Linked DNA regions of Homo sapiens: region 1 is linked to region 2. A link is a loop called in an ENCODE intact Hi-C map of the cell type or tissue named here. Cell type or tissue: PC-3. All regions are shown on one strand. Links, peaks and the distances in the headings refer to the core of each region. The heading gives the core; the rest is flanking DNA.

What was found. Hi-C counts contacts between places; a loop is a spot of excess contacts. Peaks named below come from ENCODE experiments on the same cell type or tissue, not always from the same donor. Only the 100,000 strongest peaks of a DNase experiment are listed, where the experiment ranks them.
Region 1: a loop joins it to region 2, with 10 times the contacts of the local background. A loop is called at or near these places in 8 of 110 quality-filtered maps.

Annotation. Positions count from the first base shown.
Region 1 is chr1:230,626,416-230,636,662 of GRCh38, forward strand. No RefSeq gene overlaps it. Among named protein-coding and RNA genes, the nearest start is that of COG2, 11 kb to the right of the region's middle. In PC-3, for the core only: CTCF peaks have their summits at 6,056 (motif pointing right) and 6,259; a DNase peak (open chromatin) is centred at 6,056; H3K27me3 peaks cover 3,328 bases.
Region 2 is chr1:230,736,904-230,747,150 of GRCh38, forward strand. It overlaps a transcript of AGT not described here. Among named protein-coding and RNA genes, the nearest start is that of CAPN9, 5.4 kb to the right of the region's middle. In PC-3, for the core only: a CTCF peak has its summit at 5,868 (motif pointing right); DNase peaks (open chromatin) are centred at 5,838 and 7,668.

The sequences.
Region 1 (10,247 bases), core at 1,521-9,520, 110 kb before region 2:
ACAGATGAAGCGTGAGCCATTTCATGTGCTGCTGTTGTTGACCTTTTTATTTTTATTTATTTATTTATTTATTTATTTATTTATTTATTTATTTTTGAGACAATGTCTCGCTCTGTTACCCAGGCTGGAGTGCAGTCCTGCAATCTCAGCTCACTGCTACCTCTACCTCCTGGGCTCAAGTGATTCTCTCACCCCAAACCTTGAGTAGCTGGAACTACAGCCACTCAAAAAAAAAAAAATAGCCCTGCTAATTTTTCTATTATTATTATTATTATTATTTTTTTTTTTTCGTAGAGATGGGGTTTCACCATGTTTCCCAGGCTGGTCTTGAACTCCTGGGCTCGAGCAATCCACCCACCTCGGCCTCCCAAAGTGCTGAGACGTGAGCCACCATGCGCAGCCTGACCTTTTAAAACCTGGGAGGCACAGCAAGAACTCTGGAAACCAGAGTCTTTGAGTGAGTGAATTCCTTCTAGAATACTTGAAACTATCCCGAAAGTCTTTTTTTTTTTTTTCTTTTTCCCAAGACGGAGTCTTACTCTGTCACCCAGCTTGGAGTGCAGTGGCGGTATCTCGGCTCACTGCAACCTCTGCCTCTCAGGTTCAAGCAATTCTGCTGCCTCAGCCTCCCAAGTAGCTGGAACTACAGGCACACACCACCAAGCCTGGCTACTTTTTTGTATTTTAGTAGAGACAGGGTTCCACCATGTTGTCCAGGCTGGTTGCGAACTCCTGACCTCAGGTCATCCGCCTGCCTCGGTCTCCCAAAGTGCTGGGATTACAGGTGTGAACCACTGCGCCCAGCCAAAGTCTTTCATTTATACCTGCTTTCCCTCAAGTGCCAATGGAGATTCATGAATTGTAACAAATGTACCCTCAGGTTGGAGATGTTGACCGTTGGGGAGGTTGTGCATGGTGGGGGAGTGGGGAAGGGTATGTAGGAAGTCTCTGTTTCTTCCACTCAATTTCACTGTGAACCTAAAACTGCTCTAAAAAATAAATTCTATTTTTAAAAATGGGAAAAAAATCCAAGATCCATCACATGTAAAATTGATTAAAGTATATTTCATTAGTATAAATTTGTAACTGAAAATTTATAATATTTACTTAATTTTTAATCAATGAATAGGAATCACAAGGTGATACAAAAAAACTTGGAATGAGGAGTTGTATTTGACAATTAGAGAGTCAGCATCCAAATTATATCTATGTTTTATGTTGTATTCATTTATATTTTGTTCCTTGAGAAAATTTTGATTACAAAGGTAAATAATTACAAATAAAAACTGACTCATAATATTTTGCCTTGAAATCTCAAGGTATTCATTCTTTAATCTAAATTGAAGAAAAGGTGACAGAAAATCTTTGCTTCAAAGTTGAATCACTAAGAATGTCTAATACATGCTTACACTCCTAAATGCAAACATAAACATTTTATAAGGAGTACACAAATTTACACCACGATGTATAATTTTACACCATCATGTGCTGTTACATGGCTGGCTATCCTGTCCTATGGAGAGCATGAGGATCTCAGGGAGGAAGACAAGTTGAGACTTGCCCATTTGAGCAAAGCTAGTGTGCATTTAACACCTTTGTCTAAGGTCTTGTAGGTTAGTACAGACCAAGGCATTTTTGACCAGGCAGCAAGGGGAGCCAAAAGCCATGCCACGCTCTGCCCCCAAGTCATGCACCCAACACAGAGCTGCATCTGCCCAGAAGAAGGAGTTTCTTTTCCTAATTCACATGCAGGTGACTTATAAAGACAATAAGGCACTATATAGTCAGCAGTGAGAGGTATAGTTGTGTATTCACGCATTTCAGTTTTATATGCTTGAATATACACAGGCATGAATTTCTTAAAAGAGCAGTTGAGAGTTTCAATTTTTCAAGTTCCAATTACATATTTGGAAGATCAACTATATGCACAATAATGACGAGAACAATTTTATTCAATAGTCTGCACAAAGATAAATTAATCATGGCTGCATAAGTTAATGTAGTGGTATTCTTTAAAGTGTCAAAATTCAGTGTATAATACACCTAAGAGTATTGTTTGCATCATTTTAGCAGAAAGAAAATGAATAAATATTTTATAGGCATTTAAATGAAAACTACATGTGCAGTCTCAAAAACTATGGAATAAAAATGAGGTCACATATCCATTAAATCGAAATTAAATGGCTTAAATATTTTGTTTAATTGTGTTGTTTTTACTAGAGACAGGGTCTGTCGCACAGGCTGGAGTGCAGGGTGCAGGGTTGTGATTATGGCTCACTGTAATCTCAACCTCCTGGGCTCAAGCAATCCTCCCATCTCAGCCTCCCGAGTAGCTGGGACTACGGGCACATGCCACCATGCCTGCCTAAGTTTTTAAAATTTTTTGTAGAGACAAGTCTCTGTATGTTGCCCAAGCTGGTCTCAAACTCATGAGCTGAAGCAATCCTCCTGCCTCAGCCTCCCAAAGTGTTGAGGTTACGTGGGTGAGTGAGCCCCCACTCCCAGCAAAATGATTTCAAATTCTTACCCACTTCCCCAGATGTAGTTTGAAGGTCAAAGATTGCTGGGCTGTTGGTTAAGATATCCTTGCCGGTACTGCTGCCATTGTAACCACAGCAGTGTGCAAGGGGTATTCTGGAATCATAAAAAAGAGATGCCTAAACCTGATTTAGGAGAAGATGCTGAAAAAATGCTAGGAAAGATTGTATTAACCCTGCCACTTATTTTCTGTATTCTGTTGCTTTTATATCTGCGGCCTTGCTGACCCTGGAGGGACTGCCCCTCCAGGACTGTTTAATTCCTAGAGATATTAAATGACTTGCCACAGAGTGTGCCTTTCATATGAAAACCAACCAATCCAGAGCCCACACCCCACAACCCCCTTTCTTATTGGGCTCCCATATGTAGGGCCACTATTCTCCTATCCTAATCACCTCATGGCCAGGTGCAAGACAATTACAGATGACCTCTGTGCCCCAGAGCCTGTTGAAATTATTCAGACTAGACCATCCTAGAGCTGCTTCCCTGTCTCACCCATTCCTTCCCACAAAACCACCACAAAAGCTCTCTCCCTGGATCTCCTGACCAACCCTGGTGCTTCCCCATGTGGCCCTTTGTGATATGGTATGCCCCCTCCTCTTGGGAACTGTAATAAATGATCTTTTCAAGGATAATTATCTCCTGATCTGCTGGCCTCATTATACTTGAATAATAATAAAATCCACATGTTAAAACAAAGACTTCCTGAAGGAGGTAATGTATGAGATAAGGTCTGAAGAATGTGGAAGTATCATCTTTGTATAATGAGGCAGCAAATGGTGTTTTAGGTACAGAGAACAGTATGTGCTGGAGATAAAAGAAGGCAGAAGCCACCCAAGAATTCAAGTAGCTGACTGTGGCTGGAGCACAGAAAGTGAGGAAGATGTGGGTTAAGGTGGAGTTGAAGAGGTTGGCAGGCACCAGATCTGGAAGGTCTTTATGTGCCATGTTTAATAATCTGCAGAAAACATCAGCTACTGAGTTGTGCCTGACCACTATGCTTTCTCATCTTCCTTCTCCTGCAGACAGCCTGCTAATATCTGTGGGATATTTCTCCCACACTTTATGCTGTCTGGTTGGGGACATCTGATTGGTCCACCTGACCAAATTTGACGAATCAGAATGTTCCCTGGGATTGATATAGAAATGGTGGGAAAGATGCTGTTTTTCTACAGAAGTGACTGGCTTTGGTGGATGTGATTCCAGAGCTGGCAGTGGTGGTCTTCCCTGACACTTGGAAAGACGCTGACTAAAGAAGAAAGCACTCCAATGGAGACAAGTAGACATGAGACACTGACAGTGAGAAAAAAAATATTCCACTGATTTTAACTCCCGATTTCTTGATCCTGAAATTCTAGTGTTTCTGCTTTTCTTTGAATACTATGAACTACCACAGAATCCTTTTCTATGTGAACATGAGAATCCCTTTTTTAAAGTTTTGCTTTGTATTTTTTTCCCTTTTGTTCAATCCAGTTTGCTTTGAATTGCTGCCATTTGCAACTAATGGGTCTTAAAAAAATCCTTCACTAAGGAAATTTAGAGATCCTGAGGAATTTTAAGTAGGAGAAGGATGTAATGGGATATATATTTTAGAATGATCATTTTGGAGCTAATATGGAGAATGAATTGGTGTGGAGAGAGAAGGGAAGGAGACATCTGGCTGGAGGTGGGAAGAGACAAATTGGAAAGCTTTTGTAGTAATTCTGGCAGAATATGGTGAAGGCCCAAAACAGAAGGGAAAACTGGGCAGTTGGAAAAGATTAGATAGATACAGAGGCGGGATGATTAATGAGATTTTGGTAAAATCTGAAATCGTTAGGCTTCTAATACACTTATTTTAGGATTTAACATTATCATCTTTAGAAAATTGTCTCTAGTGGTGATGATACCATAATCTTTTCAGTGATTAAAGACAAAAATCTTAATCTGGCTTGGTTTGTAAATAATCAAATGGAGTTTAAGAGCAGTAAGCAGGGCACAGTGGCTCACACCTCTAATCCGAGCATTTTGGGAGGCCAAAGCAGGAGGATCACTTGAGGTCAGGAGTTCGAAACCAGCCTGGCCAACATGGTGAAATCCTGTCTCTACTAAAAATACAAAAATTAGCCGGGTGTGGTGGTGTGCACTTGTAATCCCAGCTACTCGGGGGGCTGAGGCAGGGGAATCACCTGAACCCGGGAGGTGGAGGTTACAGTGAGCCGAAATTGCGCCACTGCACTTCAGCCTGCGTGACAGAGCGAGACTTCATCTCAAAAAAAAAACCCAGTAGCAATAAAAAGCAATTCAAGGGTTTGGAAGGGTGGGTGAAGGGGAGTGATAGCATTCCTCTCGCATTTTAAGAATATCCTTTGACTGCTGTGTGGAGAATGGCTAGAATGAAGGCAAAAGTACAAACAAGGAAACTAGTCATTCTTCAATATTTATGGAACACCTACTATGTGCCAGGTACCATACTAGACCCCAGAGATGGAATAGTTAATAAGAAGGATACAGTTTTTGGCTCCATGGAGCTTCCATTTTAGTGGGGCAGTCAGACTATAAGCAGACAAATTATCTATCTATCTATGTATCTATCTATCTATCTATCTATCTATCTATCTATCTATCTACCTATCATCTCTATCATCTGTCTATCCAACCATCTACCTATATCTATCCATCTCTTTCATCTATCCATTTATATCTATCTAATGTGTCTTCTATCTGCCTACTTACCTATCTCTATCATCTATTTATCTATCTCTACCATCTACCCATCTATGCACCTATTCATCTACCTATCTATCTCTATCATCTGTGTATCCATCCGTCTACCCATCTATCATCTATCTATCTATTCATCTATATATCTGTTCATCTCTCTGTCTATCAGTCTATCTATCTTAGGAGTTGATAAGTTTTAGGAAAAAAGGTAAAGCAGGGTATGGGGCATGGCAGGTGGAGGTTTACAGGAGCAGGTTGCTATTTTATTAGGCTGTGTCAGGGAAGTTTATCTTATTTGAGCAAAGACCTGGAGAAAATAAAAGTGTGAGCAGCAGTAATATCTGCAGAAAAGCATTCCAAACAAAGTAAACAGCAAACTGAACATGGGAGCGTGCCTATTGTGTTTGAAGAAAGGCATGGGGATCAATAGGAATGGAGCAAGAGGGGAAATGGTAGGAGACAGGGAAGAGAGGTAGTGGGGTCCTGATCACGTAAGTCCTCAAAGGCCTTTGTTAGGATTGACCCTTACCTCTGTGACCAATGAGAAGCCATTGTATGGTTTCAAACAGAGAAGAGGCCTGCCTTGGCTTAGATTTGAAAAGAATCCCTCAGGCTGCTTTGTGGAGTATAGACTCGCAGGAGGATGAGCAAGGGTAGAGGCAAGGAGACAGTTCAGAGGCTACTTGCGTTCATCTAGATCAGGTTTCACAGCCTCTGCACCATTGACATTTAAGGCCAGATAATTCTTTGTTGTAGAGGCTGCCCTGTGTGTTGTATGATGTTTGGCAGCACTCCTGGCCTTTAACCACTAGATGCCAGTAGTGACCCTTCCCTCAGTAGTGCCACCAAAGATGTCTCCAGACATTGCCAAAACCCATGGGGAGAAGAGTGGACAAAACCTTCCCCAGGTGAGAACCACTGATCTAGATGACCGATGACAGTGGCATGCACTAGAGCAGTAGATGGGCAGGTGGGGAGAAGTGGTGAGATTCTGTATGTGTTTTGAAGGCAAAACACACAGAATTTGTTGATGCATTATGCGTGGATCCTGTGAACAAGATAAGGATTAGGAAGATTTTAAGATTTTTGGCCTGAGGCACTGGAACAATAAAGCTGCTGCTTACCAAGATGGGAAAGACTACAGGAGGAGCAAGTTAGAGGAAATCAGGAGTCTGGTTTTGGATGTGTTGAATTTGAGATGCCTGTTAAATCCACATGGAGGTGACAAGTAGGCAGTTGGATATACAAGTCAGGAGTTCAGGAATGAGGTCCAGGCTAGAGACAGAAATGTGACAGTCATTAGAACAGAGGTGTTACTTAAAGCCTTGAGGCTGGGAGAGCTTGTCTGTGCAGGGAGTAGAGATAGGGAAGGTGTGTTAGGCAGCATTTTAAGATGGCCATCTGATATCTGACCTATGTTATGTCCTTTGAAAGTAGACAGGACGTAGACTTGCTTCTAACTAGTAGAATATGGTGAGGTAAGGGGTTGTCCCTCCTACAAGTACACCATGTTACATAAGTCTGTTTTTTTGCTGACTGGAATCAGAGGCTTTCCTGCTGACTTTGAAGAAGCAAAGGGCTTCTTGACAACCACTGTGGAGAGGTCTCATGGCAGGGAACTGCAGGAGACCTCTAGGAGCAGAGGGCAGACTCCAACAGATAGCCAAAAAGAGGCTGGGGCCCTCAGACATATGGGTGCAAGAAAATGAATTCTGCCAAAAATCTAAATGAGTTTGGAAATAGATTCTTCCCCAGCTGAACCTGCAGATGAGAACATAGCCCAGTCATGCCTTCATTTTTGCCTTGAGGGAGATTCTGAGTTAAGCAAAAACAGGTCTGAGTTCAGGAGCACATTGGTGCTGAAAAGTTGAGGTCAGGACAAGCCAACAAAGACTGGCAGAAAACAAAGGCAGAGTCAGAAGCTAAGTGAATAAAATGAAACATTTTGAGAAAAACAGAGGGACTACTGTGTCAATTGGGACTGACAGGTTGAGTAATCTGAGGTCTGAGAATGACTTATGGGATTTGGCAAAGTGGTGATTATGAGTGACCTTGAAATGACCTTGAAAAACAGCTGTCTCCCTAGAGTAGCGGGACTGAAAGCCTGATGGCAGTAACTGAGGTTAAAACACACACACACAGACACACACACACACACGTCAGGATTTGGATTCATATGGGAACAGCAATCAAGTCTGCATTCTGTTTTGGAGGTAACATCAATAGGACTTGCTGACAGACGGGAATAGGGGAAGGGAGAAGTCATCCCAAAGGTGGAAGCCCTAGCCACTGGGTAGGAGGCAATGCCTTTTACTAAAATGGGAGAAAACCAGGAGAGGAACAGGTAGAGGAGGGAACCAGTTAAAGTTATGTTAAAAACCTGGTGTCTCTTAACATATCCCCACAGAGAAATTCCATAGGCAGTTGGATATGAGTCTGAGCTCAATAAACAGGTCAGGATTAGAACTTCAGAGCGTTCCATTTACAGAAAGTACTTAAACCAATGATACTGTCTAGAATCATTGAGAACAGTGGTTCTGAAACTGAGAGATGAGGGTACATAGGAGGTGGCGATCTTGCTTCCAGGGCACACTGGGCAATGTCTGGAGGCATTTTTTATTGTCACAATTCAGGCAGGGAGTGCTACTGGCAACTAGTGTGTAGAGGCCAGGGATACTGCCAAATATCCTACAATACACAACAAAGAATAATATAGCCCAAAATGTCAGTTGTGCCAAGGTTGACAAATCCTGGTCTAGAAAGCACGTTGCTATAGAAGGAGACTCAGAATCAAGCTCTGGGGAATCTGAAATGTGGAGGTCAGATAGGAAAGGGTAATCCTTAAGGGAGATTTAGGATATAGGTCCAGAATAGCAGGGAGAACACCTACGTGACTATGATAAACTAAGAAAAGAACAGGAAGTGAGAACCGGGAGACCCCGAGCACAGGTTGCTAGGAGTAGACGTCTTTGCTCACACACCTCCTGATAGAATTTATATACCATCTTGAACATTTTTAAGTTGACACCTGAAATAGTTCATCATAAGTCTATATTTTTTAAAATTATTTATAGGCTGAAAATATTTAGTATTTTAAAAATATAACATAGGAAAAGATTGACTTGATTGGAATAAAACTTGCCTGATACAATTTACTGTTTTTTAAATGCTAGCTTTCAGTTATTCTCTTTACTTAACCATACTGAATCTGAAAAACCCCTGTTAAAATGCTGATTTGTGTTTCTACCCCCATTGTATCTGGACACTTTTGGTAGTCCCTCAAACCAATTTAGTTTAATTTAAAAGAATCAATGTCACTAACCCAAAGGGATTCTGCTTTTCTGATTTCAGAGCATGCTAACAGTAACCCAAAGACTCTGTTTCTAATGATACCCTTTGCTCTTAACAAGAAAGAAAGGAAGTCCTAAGTGTTGATGTTTCTGTTAAAAAATTAAGGGAGACCAGTTTTTTGGGGCTGAGGTCCTGCGCTAGGCCTCAATGGACCAGACTAAACTAAAATGGAGTCACTCGTACTGACTGCCATTTAATCAAACTGAAACTTTAAGGAAGGAGATAGATCTCCAAACAGACCAGTTTTTTCCTGAAAACAGGAGATTCCAGTCCACTTGTGTCAGCATCATACGGACGTTTCCCCTGCTTTAACCCCTACAAGTCACCTCCTGAAGTAACCTGATGTTAACCAATCAGCTTCTTTTTTACTATTGTTCCGTTTCCTTGTTCTCACCTTACAAACCACCCCCGTTCTGCAATTTCCCAGTGGGACCTCTTGTTCTATTTTTTTTTTTTTTTTTTTTTTTGAGACTGAGTCTCACTCTGTCGCCCAGGCTGGAGCGCAGTGGCACAATCTCTGCTCACTGCAACCTCCGCCTCCCAGGTTCAAGTGGTTCTCCTGCCTCAGCCTCCCGAGTAGCTGGGATTACAGGTGCCCGCCACCACACCTGGCTAATTTTTGTATTTTTAGTAGAGACGGGGTTTCACCATGTTGGCCAGGCTGGTCATGAACTCCTGACCTCAGGTGATCCGCCCACCTTGGCCTCCCAAAGTGCTGGGATTATAGGCGTGAGCCACCGCATCTGGCCTTCTTGTTCTATTTTGTAGGATGGTGGCTGCCCTGATCCATGAATCATAAATAAAAGGAAGTTAGATTTATCACTAATGATATCTGATGCATTCTTGGGCATATCAGTTCTACTACAGAGTGTATATGGAAGGAGAAGACCTGGAAAGGGACTCTCTTATAATGATCTGTGCACAAGATTGTATAGAGAGTTTTCAGGTATCCCCAGGGGAATGGTAACCAAGTTGGGCAACCAGGGTATAAAGAAGTATTTTACAAGCTATACTGTGAATGACGGCAGGGCAGGAAACTCAGAGGTTGCTGACAGGAGTGGTCCATGAGAAAGTAGGCATTGAGGCCAGGCGCAGTGGCTCACGCCTGTAATCCCAGCACTTTGGGAGGCTGACAAGGGTGGATCACTTGAGGCCAGGAGTTGAAAACCAGCCTGGTCAATATGGTGAAACCCATCTCTACTAAAAATACAAAAATTAGTTGGGCATGGTGGCGCATGCCTGTAATCTCAGCTACTCGGGAGGCTGAGGGAGGAGAATTGCTTGAATGGGTACCCGGGAGGTGGAGGCTGCAGTGAGCAGAGATCCTGCCACTGCACTCCAGCCTGGGCTACAGAGTGAGACTCTGTCTCAAAAAAAAAAAAAAAAAAAAAAGAAAGAAAAAAAAAAAAAAAGAAAAGAAAAAGCAAAAAGAAAAGAAAGGAGGCATTGAGTTACCTCCCAGAGTGGAGTCCTGGAAAGGGCTGGAGAGAATGAGTCCCAAGCACCCGAGGAGGGAACTGACTGTGTGACAGTGGGGATACTTGCTCCCCTATGACAGTCTCTCACCGCTCTTCTCACTAACTCGGCTTTATCTTTAGTGAACTTTTAGTTTTTATTAGTTTATCGTGCATCTGTTCCATTACAATGGAAATTCC
Region 2 (10,247 bases), core at 928-8,927:
CTGGAAATTCTGTGAATCGGAAGCTCTGTGAATCGAAAGCTCTGTTCTCCTTGGGCTGAGAGGCAGGTACCCACTAAGCCAACCACCCTGGAGCTGGAATCTGGAGCACAGAGGTTTGAACGCTGAAGACAGCTGACTTTCAACCACAGGCATTTCTGACCCTGGTGCAAGACCATTTCTGCTCCTGCTCCCCAATCTCCCCTAGTTCTTGCTCATTTCCATGCCTGGTTCTTAGCTTCCCAGTCCATTTTCTGAGTTCCCCAAACCCTTCATCAAATACCTCTCTGCCTAGTTTATACTGATCAGACTGCATTGCCCGCAAGAAAAACCCTGACACATGCAGGAGTCATCTGCACAAAGTGCCATGCGTAGGTGACTACTAAGAATAATACTTAGAAATTGTTTATTATTATTATTATTATTTTGAGATGGAGTTTCACTTTTGTCACCAAGACTGGAGTGCCATGATGTGATCTCAGCTCACTGCAACCTCTGCCTCCCAGGTTCAAGCGATTCCCTGGCCCCAGCTTCCTGAGTAGCTGAGAATACAGGTGCCCACCACCACACCTGGCTAATTTTTGTATTTTTAGTAGAGATGGGGTTTTACCATGTTGGCCAGGCTGGTCTTGAACTCCTGACCTGAGGTGATCCACCTGCCTCAGCCTCCCAAAGTGCTGAGATTACAGGCTTGAGCCACTGCGCCCAGCCTGTTTATTATTATTATCATTATTGCTATCAAATCTCCCTTTTAGTACTACAACTTTACGAAACACTGTAGGAGGCAAAATGAGGCACAGAGCTTATTTATCTTTTTAAGATAGCTTTGAGATGTAATTCAGATACTGTACATACAATTCACCTATTTAAAGTGTACAATTCAATGATTTTTAGCATATTTAGAGTTGTGCAACCACCACCACAGTCAATTTTAGAAGATTTCATCATCTCAAAAAGAAAGCCTTTAGCCATCACCCCCACCCCTCCCACTTCACCCCATCCCCAGCCCTAAGCAACCACTAATGACTTCCTGTCTCCATAGATTTCCATAGTCTGTTGTCCTTTGTGACTTGCTTCTTTCAGTTAGCGTAATGTTTTCAAGGTTCATCCAAGGTGTAGCATTAGTACTTCATTCCTTTTTATGGCTGAATAATGTTCCACTACGTGGATATACCACACATTATTTATCCATTCATCAGCTGATGGACAATTAGTTGCTTGCACCTTCTGGCTGTTATGAATAAGGCTGTTGTAAGCATTCATGAATAAGTTTTGTGTGGACATCTGTTTTCAGTTCTCTTGACAGATACCCAGGAGTGAAACTGCTGGCTCCTACAGTAACTCTATGTCTAGTTGTTTGAGGACCTGTCACACTTTTCCAAATTGGCTGCACCATTTGACATTCTCACCAGTTCATACTTTTAAAAATTACCCACGTTAAACAAGAAATGATGTTTATAAATCAGTCATCATAATTGAACTTCATACCATGGTAGTCTCATATGTAAAAAGTGCTATAAAAATAAGTGCTTATCATGTTACTTTATGTCTTCACAGCTATGATTGTCAGTGGCCTTATAAATTATTTTTTCCTAGAGACCCAAGCTAATAAATCTCTTTTGAAAGTTGAGTCATAAAAATTGCTATGACACTTTGTGAAAGCCATAAGCTCGAAAGAGACAAATAGTTCTCTTCCTGAGCCTTCCATCCACACAAATATTAGGTATGCTTGCTGGCTAATGCTACCTTGCCAAAGGGGGAGGATACGTCATTTATAAGAATCAGAAAATGGTGCATTAAAAAGAGAAAATGGAGAGTGGGAAAGGATGAGATGCATAAAGAGATGCTGAAAATAAACCTTTACCACAAAAAGATGGGAATTCAATTAGATGTATGTCCCATAACTAAATACACAACTGTAGATGTAGGTGATAAATCAAATGAGATATTTTAAATTAAATTATTTTAATAAACCCAGTAATATTGTACACAGACAATATAAAAATCTCTGTAGTCAAAGGACTTTTAAAAAAATTACATCTCCTTCTGCTATAGAAAAACTTCACACACCTCCAGCAGCAAAGAATCTTATTTCTCAGTGGTAAGGCATGTTAGGGATACTCTTGCTACTATGTAACAGACTTTATCAATGTTCCCTCCAATTAAACATAATAAGGCCAGGTGCAGTGGCTCACATCTGTAACCCCAGCACTTTGGGAGGCCAAGGCAGGAGAATCATTTGAAGCTAGGAGTTCAAGACCAGTGTGGGCAACATACTGAGACTCCCTCCTCTACAGGTTTTTTTTTTTTTTTAATTAGCTGGGTATGACTATAGTCCCAGCTGCTCAGGAGGCTGAGGCAGAAGGATGGCTGGAGCCCAGGAGTTGGAAGCCACAGTGAGCTATGATCATGCCACTGCACTCCAGCAGTGTCTCTAAAATAAAATAATAATAATAAATGTCCAATCACAATTTCCACTATGGGGCGGGGGGTGGCTGGGAATTAAGAGTCACCTTGTCCACCAGGGTGTTGCCCTGAGCAGGGCATGAGATGGTGTGGCAGAGTCTGCAGAGCTGAGAGCCCAAAGCTGGGGACCACTGAGAAGAGCAAATGAGTTTCTGAGGTTCGGCAAGCACAGAGAAACCAGGTGGAGGGCTCATCATTAACGGGAAATGTTGGAGCCAGGCTGAGCTTCCGGGGTAATTACGGTGCATTGCCCCCGATAGGAAAATGAAACACAAGTTATGCTAGCTGTGACCCCTCCACAGCAAATACCGTAAGGAAAGAAGCTGGTTCCCAGAGACACCTCAACCAAGAAGATCCCAGAGAGCCAGAGGTCCCTGCTCCAGTGGCAGGTTTGGTAAGATTCACCCTGACCTAGATGCCACTATCAGAAGGAGGAAGGAGGAGGAAGATCACTTATTTGGGGAAAAGTGGACCTGTTACTGGAAAGGGGTCCTGATCCAGACCCCAGGAGAGGGTTCTTGGACCTCACGCAAGAAAGAATTCAGGACGAGTCTATAGATCGAAAGCAAGTTTATAAAGACGTAAAGAAAGAATGGCCACTCCGTAGGTAGAGCAGCAGTATGGGCTGCTCAACTGAGTATACTTAGGGTTATTTCTTGGTCATATGCTAAACAAAGGGTGGATTATTCATGAGTTTACCAGGAAAGGGGCAGAGGCTTCCCTGAAACAAGGCTTCCTCTCCTTTTTAGACTATAGAGGATGACTTCCTGACATTGCCATGGCATTTGTAAACTGTCATGATGCAGGTGGGAGTGTCTTTTAGTATGCTAATGTATTATAATTAGTGTATAATGAGCAGTGAGGACGAACAGAGGTCACTTTCATCGCCATCTTGGTTTTAGTGGGTTTTGGCAGCTTCTTTACTGCATCTTGTTTTATTTATCAGTGGGTTCTTTGTGACCTGTATCTTTGTGACCTGCCGACCTCCTATGTCATCCTGTGACTAAGAACGCCTAACCTCCTGGGAAAGCAGCCAGGAGGTCTCAGCCTTATTTTACCCAACCCCTATTCAAGTTGGAGACATTCTGGCTCAAACACCTCTGACAAACCTTACAGGATATTTGAACTTTGAAGTAACTGCTAGTTTACAGAGACAGAAGAAGAGAGATAGAGTAAGAGAGACCATTTTAAAATGAATAAGAGTGTCACACAACAAAATCTAAATACAAGTTTTGGTGCGAGGTGGTAACTGGGGACTCCAGAGGGCAAGAAGAGATAATATTTTTTTTAATTAGGATTTTTGGCCAGATGCGGTGGCTCACGCCTGTAATCCCAGCACTTTGGGAGGCTGAGGTGAGTGGATCATGAGGTCAAGAGATCAAGACCATCCTGGCCAACATGGTGAAACCCCATCTCTACTAAAAATACAAAAATTAGCTGGATGTGGTGGCACACGCCTGTAGTCCTAGCTACTTGGGAGGCTGAGGCAGGAGAATAGCTTGAACCCGGGAGGTGGGTTACGGTGAGCCAAGATCGCACCACTGCACTCTAGCCTGGCAACAGAGGAGACTCTGTCTCAAAAATTAGGATTTTTTTGGGCCCTAAACTGCGGAGAGTAAATTCCTATCCTGCTGCACCTGTGATTCAAGTCATCCTAAGATCTGTGCATAGCATCAACCTCCAGCTCCTAGATGAGAAGGAGAAAGGAAATCGTCTTGGGCTGAGGTCAAACTCCAGGGAAAGAAATCCCAGAGAGTTAGCAGAAGGCAGACAGGTATATTTATCATTCTTCAACAATGAATGTTTAAGGAGTGAAACTACTTCTCAGGGACGGAAGTACAATTTCAACGGTGTCACCTTAGGCCATAGGGGCAGTGATCTAGAGCTTACTTAGGGAGATTAGGCCTTGGAGGAAACTATATTCCACAATCAAGCCAGAAAGCAAGGCCAGAGCTGAGAGAAGCTATAGGCAGCTTGTGCAGCCCTGGGAAACCAGGGGAACCACCAGGTCGTCCACGAGCCTATGCGCCTACAAGCTGGGATCTCTTGAGTCAGACAGCTGAGGCCAAAGACTGGCATCACCCTGTGGAGCAGCGAGTGTGGGGGAGATTTGGGCTGGGTGCTCTGTTGCCTTTCAGGAGATGGCTCTTACCCTATGGTGTGATGCCTGAGCACGGCTCATTCCCACTGAAGAAAAGATTTGTTATGGTTCATGAATGAGTGCCCACTAGGACAGGGGTGAAACTAGGAGTGTTCCAGGGATGGACAAGTCCCTGGATGAAGAAAGGGAGACCCTCACCTGATGTCAGGCTTACCAATGACCTTGGGAGGGGATGGATAGGGAAGCAAGGTCTGGGTGAAGATCTAGTTCTCATCTTCTAGGAAATGGGGGTGGCCCTCAGGACAGATAAGCTCCTTTGCAAATGTACAGACATCTTGCGAGGAGAGATACACGGGGGAGGGAAGGCAGAGCCCACCTAGGCCAAAACATCATTGTGGGCTTTAAGTTTCAAACTAGGCTTTTAAAAGTCGACAACAGTTAAGGCTAGTGTTGTGGTGTACACCTGTAGTCCCAGCCACTGGGGAGGCTGAGGTAGGAGGATCTCTTGAGCCCAGGAGTTCAAGCCTTCAGTGAGCTATGATCATGTCACTGCACTCCAGCCTGAGTGACAGAGCAAGACTCCGACTCTAAAATAAAATTTTAAAAAATTCAACCAGGTAAATCTATAGGGTTAAAGCTAAAAAAATATAAAAGGCATATAGAAAAGTCTCCCCACATTCCTCTACCCCCATCTACTCCACCTACCCCCAGAAAACAGAACCACTATTATGAGTAGATCTTTGTGTAGTTTCCGAGAAATTTTTATGCAGATATAAATAAATATTTTTTGCCTTCTTTCTCCACAAATGCTGGCATACTCTACATGCCATTCTGCACTTTGAATTTTCTTTTTTCTTTTTCTTTTTGAGACAGAGTCTCGCACTGTCACCCAGGCTGGAGTGCAGTAGCACCATCTCGGCTCACTGCAACCTCCACCTCCCGGGTTCAAGCAATTCTCCTACCTCTGCCTCCCAAGTAGCTGGGATTACAGGTGCCCACCACTATGCCTGGCTAATTTTCTGTATTTCTAATAGAGACAGGGTTTCACTATGTTGGCAAGGCTGGTCTTGAACTCCTGACCTCATGATCCGCCTGCCTTAGCCTCCCAAAGTGCTGGGATTACAGGCGTGAGCCACTGCACCCGGCCACTTTGACTTTTCAGTTGAACACTGTATCCCAGGGACCTTCCCACATCAGTGTATGCAGAGTTTCCTTGTTCCGTTTTATGGCTGTACACTGTTCCACTTCATGATTAGCTGGACCATAATTTTCTTTACCATTCCCCCAACAGAGGGCACTAAGTGCTTTCCAACCTTTTTTAATGTAAACAATGCCACCATGAAATGAGCAAGCTGGTATACCTTTCACTTTTCGGGGTGCGGCTCTATCATCAGGATAAAGATAAATTTCTAGAAGGGAAACAGCTGGATCAGAGTGGGTGCATTGGTAGCTCTGAGAGGTATTCATAAATAGTTCTCCAAAAAGGAGACACCAATTTACACTCCCTTCAGCAAGTAGGGGGGTGTTTTACTTTTTCTTTTTGAGATGGAGTCTCGCTCCTCGCCCAGGCTGGAGTGCCGTGGCTCGATCTCGGCTCACTGCAGCCTCTGACTCCCGGGTTCAAGCAATTCTCCTGCCTCAGCCTCCCAAGTAGCTGGGATTACAGGCACCCCCACCACGCCTGACTCATTTTTTGTATTTTTAGTAGAGTCAAGGTTTTACCATGTTGGCCAGGCTGGTCTTGAACTCCTGACTTCAGGTGACCCATCTGTCTCAGCCTCCCAAAGTGCTGGGATTACAGGTGTGAGCCATTGCACGCAGTCGTCTTACTCTTAACATACCCAAAGTGTTCAACTTTTCTTCCAAGTCTGCCTCTCCTCCTTCTGTCACCACCATCACCCATTTGCTCAAGTCTGAAGGCAGGACGCCACCTTTACACCTCCACCCTTGCACCCCAGCAGAACGCCCTGACAGTACTTCTAGAAGAATCTGTCCCTTCCTGCCTTCACTCTGGTTACATCTGGAGTTAGCCTCAGCCCCTCTCACCTGGACACCTGTGCAGGTCCCCTGCCTCTCCACTCTCCACCCTCCTCGCCAGCCCACCCCATCCTCCACACTGCAAGCCAAGGGGCTACAAATGTCGCAGCCGGGTGGGCTCACTCTCAGCCCATCATAGGGCTGAGATCCCTCTGCAGGATCCAGGCTGTTTGGCATATCCCTCAAAACCCAGGCCCTGCTGTAAGGCCTGGACCGGGTGGGGTCCTAGAGGTCATCTCCCTGCACCCATGTGAAGCTTCTGAGCATTTGTCCTTGGGGTTTTGCCCCATGGCATCCCAGAGCCACCCAGGCACTATGTTCACCTCCTGCTGCCCTTCAAGATGAACAAGAAGAAGAGAAACAAAGGGAGTTCGCCACAGGCCTGAGTGTGGAGGAGACAGAGAAAGAACAGCACAGAAAAGAGAGGCCAGGAAGGCCCCAGATGCCAGGTCAGGTTCATTTCATGTAGAAATCACTTCAGCAGATTGCTCTGCTAAAGAGAAGAAAATACACTTAACATGATGCATGGCCCCCGCTTGGCTCAAAGCTGATTGCATCTCTAGGCTAGCGACAAGCTGGCAGAGCTTATTAAAAACAGTGCACATGATTCTCTGCCCAAGCTCAGAGCCCTTTCCCTCTGAGCCACTCAGGGCATTTCCCAGTGTGGGTGAGGAAGTGTGCAAGGCCTGGTAGACCTTAGATTGCATGGCTGCAGTTTCTGTAACTATTGTTCATCCTGAGAAGTGAAGGTTTGGAAAACTAAATGAAGACACCCAAGAATGCCATCTGCTTTCTTGAGGCATTGGTTCAATGTTTACTCAGCAAATGTGCATCGTGCTCCTGCCCTGCACTGGGCTGAGCTGGGAGCAGGATTAGACGCTAAGACAAAGTCATGGAGAAGTCCGGTGCCATGAGCTCTGCAGGAAAGATGGACCCAGGGCTCTGTGGGCAGACATTGGGCAGGAAGAATGATGAGGCTGTAAATCCTGAGAATGCACTCCCTCCCGCAGACATTCTCAGAGTCCCAGAGTGTTAGGGGGCAGGAGGAATTCCAGCTGTGGTTCTGGAGGATTGTTAAACCTTTTTGGTGTGTTTCCTACTCTGAGGCATGTTTGTTTTACTCACAATGATGATGCAATTCTCCAATTACCTAGCAACTATACTAAGACTCTAAAGAAAAAGGCAGGTTCTTCCAATACATAGATAAGTCCCAGGTGGAAGGACAAGACCCCAGCCTGGAGAGGTGTTTGTATCGGGAGGAGAATGAGAACGTAAATCCCTGAAGCTGGGAGTGGGTCTGGTGCTGAGCAAACCCTTTACAGTTCTGGTCAGTGCTGAAATTTACTTCAAGGTCCTTTCTCAGTTGCTGGGGCATTTGAAGGGGATGCTCCCAGAGATCTGGGCTGGTAATCATTTCCCTGCCGAGGTGTCACCAGAAATGGATGGCCCTCACATTGCCACACCTGTCTCCCTAGGTTGCCCTCCTTAATCACTTCGAAACAGAGCCGTCTGCCAGGGCAGTGGGCAATGGGACACTCCTGGGCAGCTCCATCATCTCTAGCCAAGAATCATTTGGACTGGCCAGAACTGCACTCTGGTCCCAGCCAGAGGACCCCAGTTCCAAAGTCCTTCATTGTGCAAACAAAGAGACAAAAGAGATGCCTTGCAAGTTGAGGCAAGTCAGGCTCAGAAGGAGACCATGAAATTCAGCAGCATCTGTGGGAGTGGCAGGGGGTGCAGAGAGGATAGGGGAAAGGGAGGAATCAGCAGCTCCTGATCCCCTCCATGTGCCAGACTTTGCAAGTGGCTTTGCTTCCACAAACCCGCCATGCCTCTAGCAGGCAGCACCGATTATCCTGATTCACAGCTTGGAAGCAGGGACAGACAGCATGGATAACTCGCCCAAGATCACCCCAGGGAAAACTGGGAATTTGTCTTAGTTCATTCAGGCTTCTATAACAAAACAGCACAGACAGGGTGGCTTATAAACAACAGAAATGTGTTGCTCACAGTTCTGGAAGCTGGAAGTCCAAGATCAAGGCACTGGCAGATTCCATGCCTGGTGAGGGTCTACTTTCTGGTTCCTGTGTCCTCACATGGTGGAAGGGAGGAGGGGGCCCTCTGTGACCTAATCTTTCATAATGACACCAATCCCATTCATGAGGGCTCCACTCTTCTGACCTAATCACCCCTTAGAGGCCCCACTTTCTAATACCATTACCTTGCAGGGTATGGGTTCAACATACAAATTTTGGCGGGGTCGGGGGGGTGGTGCGGAATACAAGCAATCAGGCCATAGCAGAGTAAAACCCAAATATCCCCAACTCTAATGTCTAGACCTCCCCTGTAAAACCATATGCAGGATCTACTAGACAGAACGTGTGTCAGACTGAGTGCACACTCCTGGGAACTGTGAGCTTATATAAAAATTCACATCATGGCCTTTTAACTGTACCCATTAACTCAAGACCCCTTGTCTCCAAACCTCAACTTTGACTAGTTAGAGAATCACACAGAAATCATTATAAAGTGCTTAGAACATCAGAGTTTTCACGTGGTGACTAATACTTTTATTGACTTATTTTTATTGATACATAATATTTGTACGTATTGATGGGGTACATGTGCTATTTTGTTACATGTGCAGAATGTGTGATATCGAGTTGGGGTATTTAGGCTATCTATCCCCTCCAGTATTTATCATTTCTTTTCTTCTTTCCTTCTCTCTCTCTCTTTTCTTTCTCTCTCTCTCTCTTTTTTCTTTTTTTTTTTTTTTTTTTTTTGACAGAGTCTCTCTCTGTCACCCAGGCTAGAGGGCAGTGGCACGACCTCAGTTCACTGCAACCTCCACCTCCCAGGTTCAAGGGATTCTCCTGCCTCAGCCTCCCAAGTAGCTGGGATTACAAGCATCCGCCACCACACCGGGCTAATTTTTTGTATTTTTAGTAGAGACAGGGTTTCATGATGTTGGCCAGACTGGTCTTGATCTCCTGACCTCGGGTGATCAACCCTCCTCGGCCTCCCAAAGTGCTGGGATTACAGGTGTGAGCCACCACACCCAGCCTGTATAATCATTTCTATGGGCAAACACATTTATCAAACCACCTCCATCCTCTAACATTTGTTTTTTCTCAGACGTGAGATCCTATTTGTAGGACTATAACAACAAGGAACTTTATTAATATGATGTCTAGAGAATGAAAGAGGCACATGTGCCCTAGAGGAAGAGCCGATGTCCTCTGTGAGTTCTCCTCTATCAGGGGTCAGGTTGGATGAAATCTAACCCCCACCTGCCTTTGTAAATAAAGTTTTATTGGAACACAGCCACACCCATTCATCTGTGTCACATCTACGGCTGCTTTGTCACTACAACAGCAAAGTTGAGTAGTTGCAGCACAGACTTTGCGTGGCCCACAAAGCTGAAAATATTCATGGTCTGGGCCTTTACAGAAAAGGTTTGCTGACCCCAGTGCTGAATCACTATGGGATTGCCTGTGCAGGAGCTGTGCCAGCTGTGTTCACATAATGCATCCTGCTTTCATTCACCAACCTCCCTTCCGACTACAAAACTCTGCCATTCTCTGATGCAGGAGATGGGACTCAAGACCACACCGTGCACTTCTCCGTAAAGCCACCTCCTGGACCA